Linked DNA regions of Mus musculus: region 1 is linked to region 2. Evidence: chromatin contacts called from ENCODE POLR2A ChIA-PET data. All regions are on one chromosome and are shown on one strand. Each heading gives the region's core, a stretch centred on a gene start or an enhancer-like site at or near the end of the contact. The rest is flanking DNA. Distances are from core to core; before and after follow the strand shown.

Region 1 (4,242 bases), core at 1,114-3,613, 120 kb after region 2:
ACAAAACAGAACTTTTTTGGGGAACTTCAAAGGTACACTTTAGTAATCAAAAAGAGTTTCCAAGTTTCCCATTAATGTTTTGCCTGTGTGTGGTTTTTGGATTTAAATAAAGACTCAGAAGAAAGAGACAGGATAAAATACAGGCAGGTCCTCGCTGAGGCCCGGGATGGTTCACAGAGCCTGGCGGTTCCTGCCTTTGATGTCAGACATTAATTATTAGAAGGTAGTTTTACTGGCGATCAGAACCGGGCTCTGGGAGAGGCTGGGGCTGCCCGGCGCCCCCTGGCCATGTCCTTTGAAGTCCCTCCACAGCCCAGGAGGCCGGCTTGTAGCTCTAGTTCACTTGCAGGCTGACATAGTGAGTGCGCGCGCACACACACACCATGCCTGTAGCCTTTCCAGCAGCTGGCACAGGGGCCAGCCCTGATCAAAGGCCCTGGTCCTCCTGGGCAGGTCTGGCTGCCCCTGGCCAGTTTGCTCCTCCCCCTCGGGATTTCCTTCTTGTCTGCCTCTCATACCTGCTCACAAAGACTGGCCCTCACCCTCTGCACCCTGGGTTGGTGACTGGTTAGGACTAATGGGACTGGAAGGGGTCTGTCTTGGGTGTGGCACGAGGTTGTTGTGCCAAACTTAGTGAGTTACCCACCTGGACCACTGAATGTGGAGCAGGGCAGGGCACAGCAGGGTGACAGGTGTCTGTGATGACTGGAGTCTTCTTATGCCCATGGGGATGCTGTGATTCTGTTTGCTCTACTCTGCCCTAGGGGTCTCTGTTTCTGTTATCTTTCTTCAGAGGCTAGCTGTGGGCCTGCTGTGCTTGGGTGTTTATGGATAGCCTCAGGCTCTGAGGACCAAGTTCACTTTTGAGAGCTACAGGCCACTCCTTCATTGGAAAGTCTACTGCGGCTTTGCAGTGGCCAACTGAGTGTCTGGTCTTTTGTTTGTTTTGTTTTAAAGTTTTTTATTTGTATTTATTTGTTCGCTTGCTTGCTTGTTTGCTTGCTTGCTTGCTTGTTTTGGGACTAGGGTCTTACTATGGAGCCTTGGCTGGCCTGGAACTTGCTACGTAGACAAAGCTAGTATCAAACTCACAGAGATCTACTTGTCTCTACCTCCTGAGTGCTGGAATTATAGGCACGTGTTACCATGTTATCTCTATTTTCAATAATATGTATACGTGTATAACTGTGTAGGTATGTGTACATCAGTGCAGTACCCACACATGCCAGAAGAGGGCGTTGGGTCTGTGGAGCTGGGGTTCCAGGAGGTTGTGAGTTCTGGAGAATGCACTTGAGTTTTCTGTAAGAGCAGTGCGTGCTGTGCTCTCCCTCCGAGTTCCTTTCTGGTTGTTTTGGCAGGTGCTGAGGCTTCACTGAGAGACTCCAGGGCCTCCTGCTCATTAGGCAGGTGTTGTAGTGCAAGGACCCCAACTTGTTCCACCTCACCTGGGCTCCCAGTTTGTACTGTGAAAGTGTCCAGTGTTCTGTCCTGTCTTGAATATTTATCCTTTATTGTTTGTTTTGACTTTTAAACTTTTACGTGGCCTTGGTTGGCCTGGAACTTACTATGTAGAGCAGGTCGCCTTGACTCAGAGAGGTCCTCTGCTTTTGCTTCCCGAGTGCTAGGATTACCACTAGACCCAACGTAGAGGTTTATCTTTCCTGAGCACTCAGGAGCAGCTGCCAGCCTGGCCAGGCCCTGCCATCCCATCCCTGGTGTAGCCGTTACGTTTAGGGAGGTGAGAGGTGTGCCTGTGATGCTTCGCAGCAGTGCACCAGATGTTCACGTACCACTGCTGCGGCCGAGGGGTGCCATTGCACTCTATTGGTTTATTTGTTTGTTTGTGTTGTTGTTGTTGTTTTGTTTTTGAGACAGGGTTTCCCTGTATAGCCCTGGCTGTCCTGAAACTCACTCTGTAGACCAGGCTGGCCTCGAACTCAGAAATCCACCTGCCTCTGCCTCCCGAGTTGTTTTTTCTCTAAGAGCGGGGTTTTCCTCATACCTTGGTTGTCCGGAACTTGCTCTATAGACCAGGCTGGCCTCAAACTTAGATATTCACCCGTCTCTGCCTCCAGAGTGCTGGAATTAAAGGTGTGCACCATGCCTGGCTGTGCTCTCTTCTTTTAAAAAAGGCTTTGGTCACTTTTTTGAGAAGGAATAATTTATATCCACAGTAGAGAAGCCAAACAGTGAGGAACAATAGACATGAAAATGGGAACCTGCCTAGGAGTGGGTGTGTTAGTGTGCTGGGGTGGCGCTCCGTGGAGGTAGGTATCTTAGAAAGGAGCAGCGCTGCTCTGAGCTGCCCCAAGCCTGAGTCAGTCTGGCACAACTGTGTCCTGCTGTGCTGTCCAGGGCGTTTGATGGTGTCCATGTGCTCAGGCGCCTCCCCCCCTCCTGCCCTCCCTTCCAAGGGTGGCTGAGCCCTGTGAGTAACAGGAGGTTTGGCCTGCATCCCTCTTGTAGTGATTCATGTAAGCTCAAAGCCTCAGGGGAAACGCTTCACATTCCCCTCACCAAAGCCCTTGTCAGCGCCGCAAGCAAAGGGAGCAGGCGGGTGTCGATGGGGAAGCTGGAAACTCTGAGATTGAGGTCACCTCTGAAGAGTGTTCTCATGTTTTCTTCATCTGTCATCTTGTCCTGGAAAATCACTGTCAAAAGAGGAAACTCAAGCAGGCCCATTTCTGATATGAGTAGGGCAATCCTGCGGCCACAAGGCCCTGCGGGGCTGGCCAGGCCAGGCTTCATGGAGTTCTCTTCCTTCTCTGCTTGGAGTGATTCTTTAACCTCTACTTCCCACTCACCCTGGGGTGGCTCCAGCCTGGAGATTGCTTACAGCGGCGCCCACCTGCCTCGCAGGGGCGCTGTTCTACGTGCCTCCTGTGCCCTAGTTCTCAATTGCCTGGGGTCAGATGTGGTGGAATTTATGGACGTGGGATATGGGAGACTACTGCTTTCTGTCCCGGTCAGCTCTTCCTGGCTGTTTCCTGCTCCCCTTGCCTCTTTTCTGGTCAGAGTGCAAGATCCTCACTGCTAGCCAGGACTCGGAATCTGTTGTGTTCCTAGGTTCCCTGGAGTCAGAGCCCTGTGCAGGCTTTAGTAAGGGCTCTTTCACCCCAGTGTCAGTCCATCACAGCCCCACAGGTAGGGAAGACAGGCCACCCACCTTTACCTGTACACTTTTATGCCAGCTCTTCCTAAGGCACTCTCTCAGTAGTCGCATACCAACTGTCATATGCCCTGACCCTGTAGGCTTATTTTGAGGATTTGGGCCTGACATGCATGGGCCTCCTGGGGAAAGGCTCTTTAAGATGCCCTTCACCCTGAGCCCCTATTCTGACGGAACTGGCTTGTCCTTGGGAGTCTCTTGCCCAGGCTTCTCATTGTGCTTCCTAGGAGCCCTTGAGCTTCGCAGCCTCAGCCCAGTGGCTTAGCCTTTTGTGTCCTCCCACAGCACAGGAGGGTTCTAGGACGTTGTCTTGGGTTCCAACCGTTTTCTGTTGGAGGAATGGCAGGACAGGCTTTTCTCTCCTTCAGGTACCAGTGGTGCTCTGGCTGTCTCTCTGGCTTGTCAGGCTTGACTGTCCCTCACAACTGTTCCTGTGTCTTCTCTTTGTCCTCATGTCTCATCTCCAGATATGAGCTCTGTATCCAGAAACATCTCCATAAGTACCTAGGGTGGGAGTCGTGTGTAAGACTGTCGGGATGGCAGATGGGAGCCAGGCTCTGGCAGAGAGAGCATCCTGAGTAAACAGAGGCAGGCATGGCTGGGGGACAGCTGTGTGGCCTCTGCACTGCTGACTGCCCTGCTGCAGCCCCTCCCTGTCCGGTGGCCCTGGATGGAAGCTGTGAGGGAAGACTGTGAGGCTGGTGGAGCTTCTTCACTCTGAGTTCCCTGGCTTCCCCCGCTGCTCCTGGTGGCAGTGTGATGCCTCCGGTCGGCTAGCTGCAGGCCTTGCAAGGTGTCATGGAAGATTCTGGAGCCTTGGACCCTCTGTAGCAGCTCACTTGGCCTGATCTTTGCCAGGAGGTTCCAGTAGACCCTTTTACCTTAGTGCATCTCTCTTGCAGCACAACTGTCCTGAGTAGGCTCTGTGTCCTATCCTTCTGGTCTCGGGGCTCCTGGGGCTTTGTGGTAGACAGTTTTCCTGAGTAGAACATGAAGGTGTCCCAAACAATGAAAGGTACCCATGGAAGCAGCTAGCAAGCCACCATCCTCCCTGATGCTGTTCCTTAGGAAGG
Region 2 (4,539 bases), core at 96-2,595:
ACCAACCCCAATCCCTACTTTGCCCTGTGACCACCAGCACTGTAAAATCATCCTTGACTTGTAACTTCGTACTGCCCCCAGCAATCAGGGTCAGTGTATACCTGGGGTTTACCACTCAGAATCTAGGAAAAGTTAAAAGGTTGCTGGGCCAGCACTATATGTAGCAAGTACGTGTCCAGATGCCTATCCAAAGCTGTTCTTTCTACTATGGGAATGTGACAATCTGTCAAGGCAACCTGGCAGCTGTGTTGGAGCTCACACACTTGTAAGCAGAAGTAAAGGCTTAGATCTGGCTTGCTTCCCGGTATACGGCAAGTTACAGGTAGGGTGGGCATAGTAAAGAGCGTTTGATCTACTCTATCGGAACTGCTAACTGCTCACACAGCCCACTCTGTTTTTCCCAGCTAACAGAAGGTTCTGGCCATGTGGACGTCGTGCACAAAGATACCTTCTTGATTCTCAATCCCGCAGTCCCCCTCAATGAGCTCTGACTACAACGACTTCTACTTTGGGTAGGAAGGATGCTCTTGGGACAACTGGAAGCAGAGAAGCTTACAGTAGGTGCTACCCGCGAGGTGCAGCTCTGGACCGGCCAGTCCGTGTTCCGTGGGGCAAGCTGAGGGCTACGGGCCACCGTACTCAAGAGGGGCCGGCCGCGCAGGACAGTGCTGGGTGCCGCAGAGGGCGGCCCGGAGGAGTCCGTGGACAAGGGGCCCTTCCCCCCCCGCCCAGGCCCACGGCGCACTCACAGAACTCCACCAGCAGGTACTTGTGCGCCGCCAGCGCCTCCTCGAAGTTGCTCTTCTTCAACACCAGGACGTTGTCCTCCTCCTCCAGGGCGTCGGCGCCCACCCTAGCCGCCCAGGCCAGGGCTAGGCACAGCAAAGCACGGCTCAGCATGTCGGACGTCTGCAGCGGGCGGGGCAGTTGGGTTGGCGCCGCCGGGACAGCCAAGGCGACGAGAGCGCGCGTCGGTCCAGACCTCGCCTTTATAAATCCTGGGCCGGGGACGCGCCCACGCCTCCCCCTCGCTGCGCGCGTCAGCCGCCGTGCGCATGCGCCCCGCCGCGCCCTCCGATTGGCCAAGGAGCTGAGAGACCCGCCCTCGCCGTGCGGGGACTGGACACCCACTCAAGGCTGGGCCACCAAGTCGACAAAGACCCGGAGGCCTTTCGGTTCTTGCCTGGGATTGGCCACGGCGCGCGCGCGCGCGCACAAACCCAATGTCCCCCAGCGTCTGATTCGCTGGCGAAAGCCAACTTTCTCTTTCTGGACTTCTGACTGGCGACTTTTCCCACGCCTTCCACACGTCTGGAATGGCTGCGGCTTTCCGCTGCCCGGCCTCGTGGCTCCTGATTGGTGGAGAGATGCGCGTACCCAGCCCGATTCTCCGTCGAACGTGGCAGTGGGCGGAGTCCCGGACCCCTGGGCGGGGCTACGCTTGCGCCTCCGAAGCCCCTCGTGTTGCATTCTGACTGGACCGCGTTTCCGTACTGGCACCGCCCCCAAGTCTCCTCAAGGAAGCCAGGGACGCCACTTCCGGTGCGCGTGCGGCTCGTGCGGTCCCTGCCCAGGTCTTGGGTGACGGACCCTAGTTTCGGGGTCGGTGTTCTGTGCTTTTCTCGGCTGCGGTAGCTGCCAGGCGTGTCCCCACGCCGCGGGCACGTTTCTCGGGCGCCCCGTGGTCGTCCGAGGCTCCTGTCCACCATTCGGAATTCGGTGCCCGAGACCTCTGCGGAAGCTGCTGGGGAAGTGGAGAAAGCAGTCCGTGCCGTCCGCTTTATACTGACCACATGTTGAAATGGCTCTTGAGTTCGTTGGGCTGAATAATAAAAAGGTTTGGCTTCTGTGAATCAGCCTTTCCATTACGTACGAGAGTCACATTTTGTCTCGGTTGGACTTCCTTTTCCAGAATCATCTTCTACTTTGTGTCTCTATCCCTTAGTGACTTGGAACTCATTGTACACAGGCTGGCCTGGAACCCGAGGAAATACTTAAAAGATCTGCACCGGCCCACTGGGTGCTGTAGTTACAGCTGTGAGCAGTCCCTGTCCGTGTTCGGTCCATCTTTCTCTTTCTTTACTGCTCCCCGGCTGTCAACCGACCTGCTCTCCACGCCCAGCCCGGGAGCTCACTCCTAGAAGCATCTTCTTTTTTCACTTCCCACTACGAAAACTATCCTGATTGTCAAGGGTCATTAGAAAAGGCAAACACCCAAATATTAAGTATATAGATTGACTAGTACTACACTGCTCTCAGAAATGGATAAAAAACAAGAAATATGGCATATGGTTTTGTATTTTGATAGTTTTTTTTTTTTTAATTGTTTTTAGTTTTTCAAGACAGTGTTTTCCTGTATAGCCCTGGAACTCGATAGACACCAACCTGGCCTTGGACTCAGAGATCCATTTACCTCTGCCTCCTCAGAGTGCTGGCATCAAAGATGTGTGCCATCACTGCCTGGCAGTAGCTTCTTTAGCAACGTTGTCAATAAGGACATGCATGTATTACCTTTCCTACTAGAAACTCCTCTTATCTAGTGTGAGTTTCTTCCCTTGAAGACCAAGTCCTTTGTGCCCCAACCCATTCAGTGTAGGCAGAGAGGGAGTCAGATCCTGGTCGGAGCTCACTGGGAAACCTTCGAGTATATACGGGATGACTTTGCAGGCCTAGGAGAGCTATGAATGAATTTGCCCTGGAAGAGTACCTAATCTAGCAGCAGCTTGGCTAGGTGCTTGGTTTTTTCTCTGCCTATCTTTAGTGCCTGTACACATTCCTGACTTGGGTACAATAGAAATAGCTTCATATATGATGCTGCTATCTCCCAGTGATTTTTTTAGCTGCCTTGAGCTGTTCTAGAAACCATTATTTGGAACTAGAGACAAAAGAGCGGGCCACTGGTGGCACACCTTTAATCCCAGTATTCAGGAGGTAGAGGCAGTTGGATCTGTGTGTGGCCACCCTGGTCTACAAAGCAAGTTCTAGGACAGCCAGGGTTACACAGAAACCCTGTCTCAAAAAGTGAAAAAAGAGAAGAATGTTCGCTGGTATGGCAGTGTTCCCTTGTAATCCCAGTATTTGAGAGAGGCAGGTGGATTAGCTCTTTCTGTCTTGTTTTTGTGTCTCCCCTGTCCCCCTTCTTTAGCCCTATATATTTTTTTGAAACTCACTATGTAGACTAGCCTGGCCTCTCGAACTTTGAGCAATTGTACTGCCTCTGCCTCCTAAATGACTGGAATTACAGGTATAGTAAAATATACCAGGAGCTGAAGGACAACATGGGCTACTTGAGACCTTGTCTCAAAAAAAAAAAAAAAAAAAAAAAAAAAAGTTTCAGGATTTTGGTAATTAAATGCTAGGCGTGGGATGTTTTGTCTATGGAAGGGAAAAGAACAGGGCAGGGGAGGGAGTTGAGTGTGATAGTTTAAAGACAACTTGCCTTCAGGACCAGGGCTGAGTCTCAGTTTGCCTCTGGGCTCTGTGTCAGACACAGAATGGATAAAGCTCTCAATGCAGGCAGCTGCCATATCCACATAACAGAGTAGGGCTGCTGACGTTGTAGGAACAGAGGGGCAGCTGTGACACTCTCCTGATGATCACAGGATCTTAGACTAAAGAATGTCTTCAAATGTCTACTATCAGGGCTGGAGAGATGACTCAGTGGTTAAGAGCACTGACTGCTCTTCCAGAGGTTCTGAGTTCAATTCCCAGCAGCCACATGGTGTTTCACAACCATCTGAAATGGAATTCAGTGCCTTCTTCTGGTGTGTCTGAAGACTACTACAGTGTACTCATAAATAAAATAAATCTTAAGCCATGCGTGGTGGCTCAGCACTTGGGAGGCAGAGGCAGGTGGATTTCTGAGTTCGAGGCCTGCCTGGTCTACAAAGTGAGTTCCAGGACAGCCAGAGCTATACAGAGAAACCCTGTCTTGAAAAAACAAAAATAAATAAAAAAATCTTAAAAAAAAAAAAAAAAGTCTGCTATCTCTGCACTGGCTTCTACCAGGCAATCAACCACTGGAAAGAAGTCAGAGAGAGGCCTAAAATTCTTGGGCCCTCTGGGTTTGTTGAGTGGCCAGATAATATATGGGTAGTAATATAAGGGTAGTATGTCCCAACCTGAGAATGCAGGTCAGATCACCTGAACATCTACAAGCCCTTGAGGGCCCAGCTGATGACTTAGTTCTGTTTCCCAAGGCCTCTCTTACTTCTTCTAAGAGCAGCTGCCATTGCTGAAAAGAGGTGTTAGTTTGGACAACCTAGTATCAAGGTCCTGTAAGACCCACACTGAGTATTACACATTTTCTGGGCCATTGGAAATGCATTGAAATATCCTTCAGGCAGGAGTCTTACTCAGAGAAGATGCTCATCAACTATAGGTTGAGTTATTGGAGGTTTTGACTATTCCTAAGAGTTCTCAGAACCAAGCAACTCCCTTTTGGAGGGACACACCTGGCAGGGTGTCCAGTAGGGTGGACAGCAGATTGACTCCAAGACTGATTGACCTGGAGGGTGAACTGAAAGAGCTGATGACAGC

What was found. ChIA-PET counts read pairs that join two places held with the same protein, here RNA polymerase II (POLR2A).
Region 1: POLR2A ChIA-PET joins it to region 2 with 11 read pairs in Patski. The contact joins the enhancer-like site here to the promoter of P4hb in region 2. POLR2A ChIA-PET finds 5 or more read pairs at or near these places in 2 of 5 experiments (Patski and embryonic stem cell).

Annotation. Positions count from the first base shown.
Region 1 is chr11:120,695,513-120,699,754 of GRCm38, forward strand. The region is part of intron 7 of Aspscr1 (alveolar soft part sarcoma chromosome region, candidate 1 (human)); the gene reads left to right. Among named protein-coding and RNA genes, the nearest start is that of Cenpx, 16 kb to the right of the region's middle. Within about 2 kb of position 2,364, at least 1 of the 3 ENCODE cell types and tissues checked has a DNase peak (open chromatin) inside an H3K27ac peak, as active enhancers do.
Region 2 is chr11:120,571,908-120,576,446 of GRCm38, forward strand. P4hb (prolyl 4-hydroxylase, beta polypeptide) reads right to left here and starts at 1,346. Exons shown (of 11, transcript NM_011032.3): 1 at 750-1,346. The coding sequence starts at 900.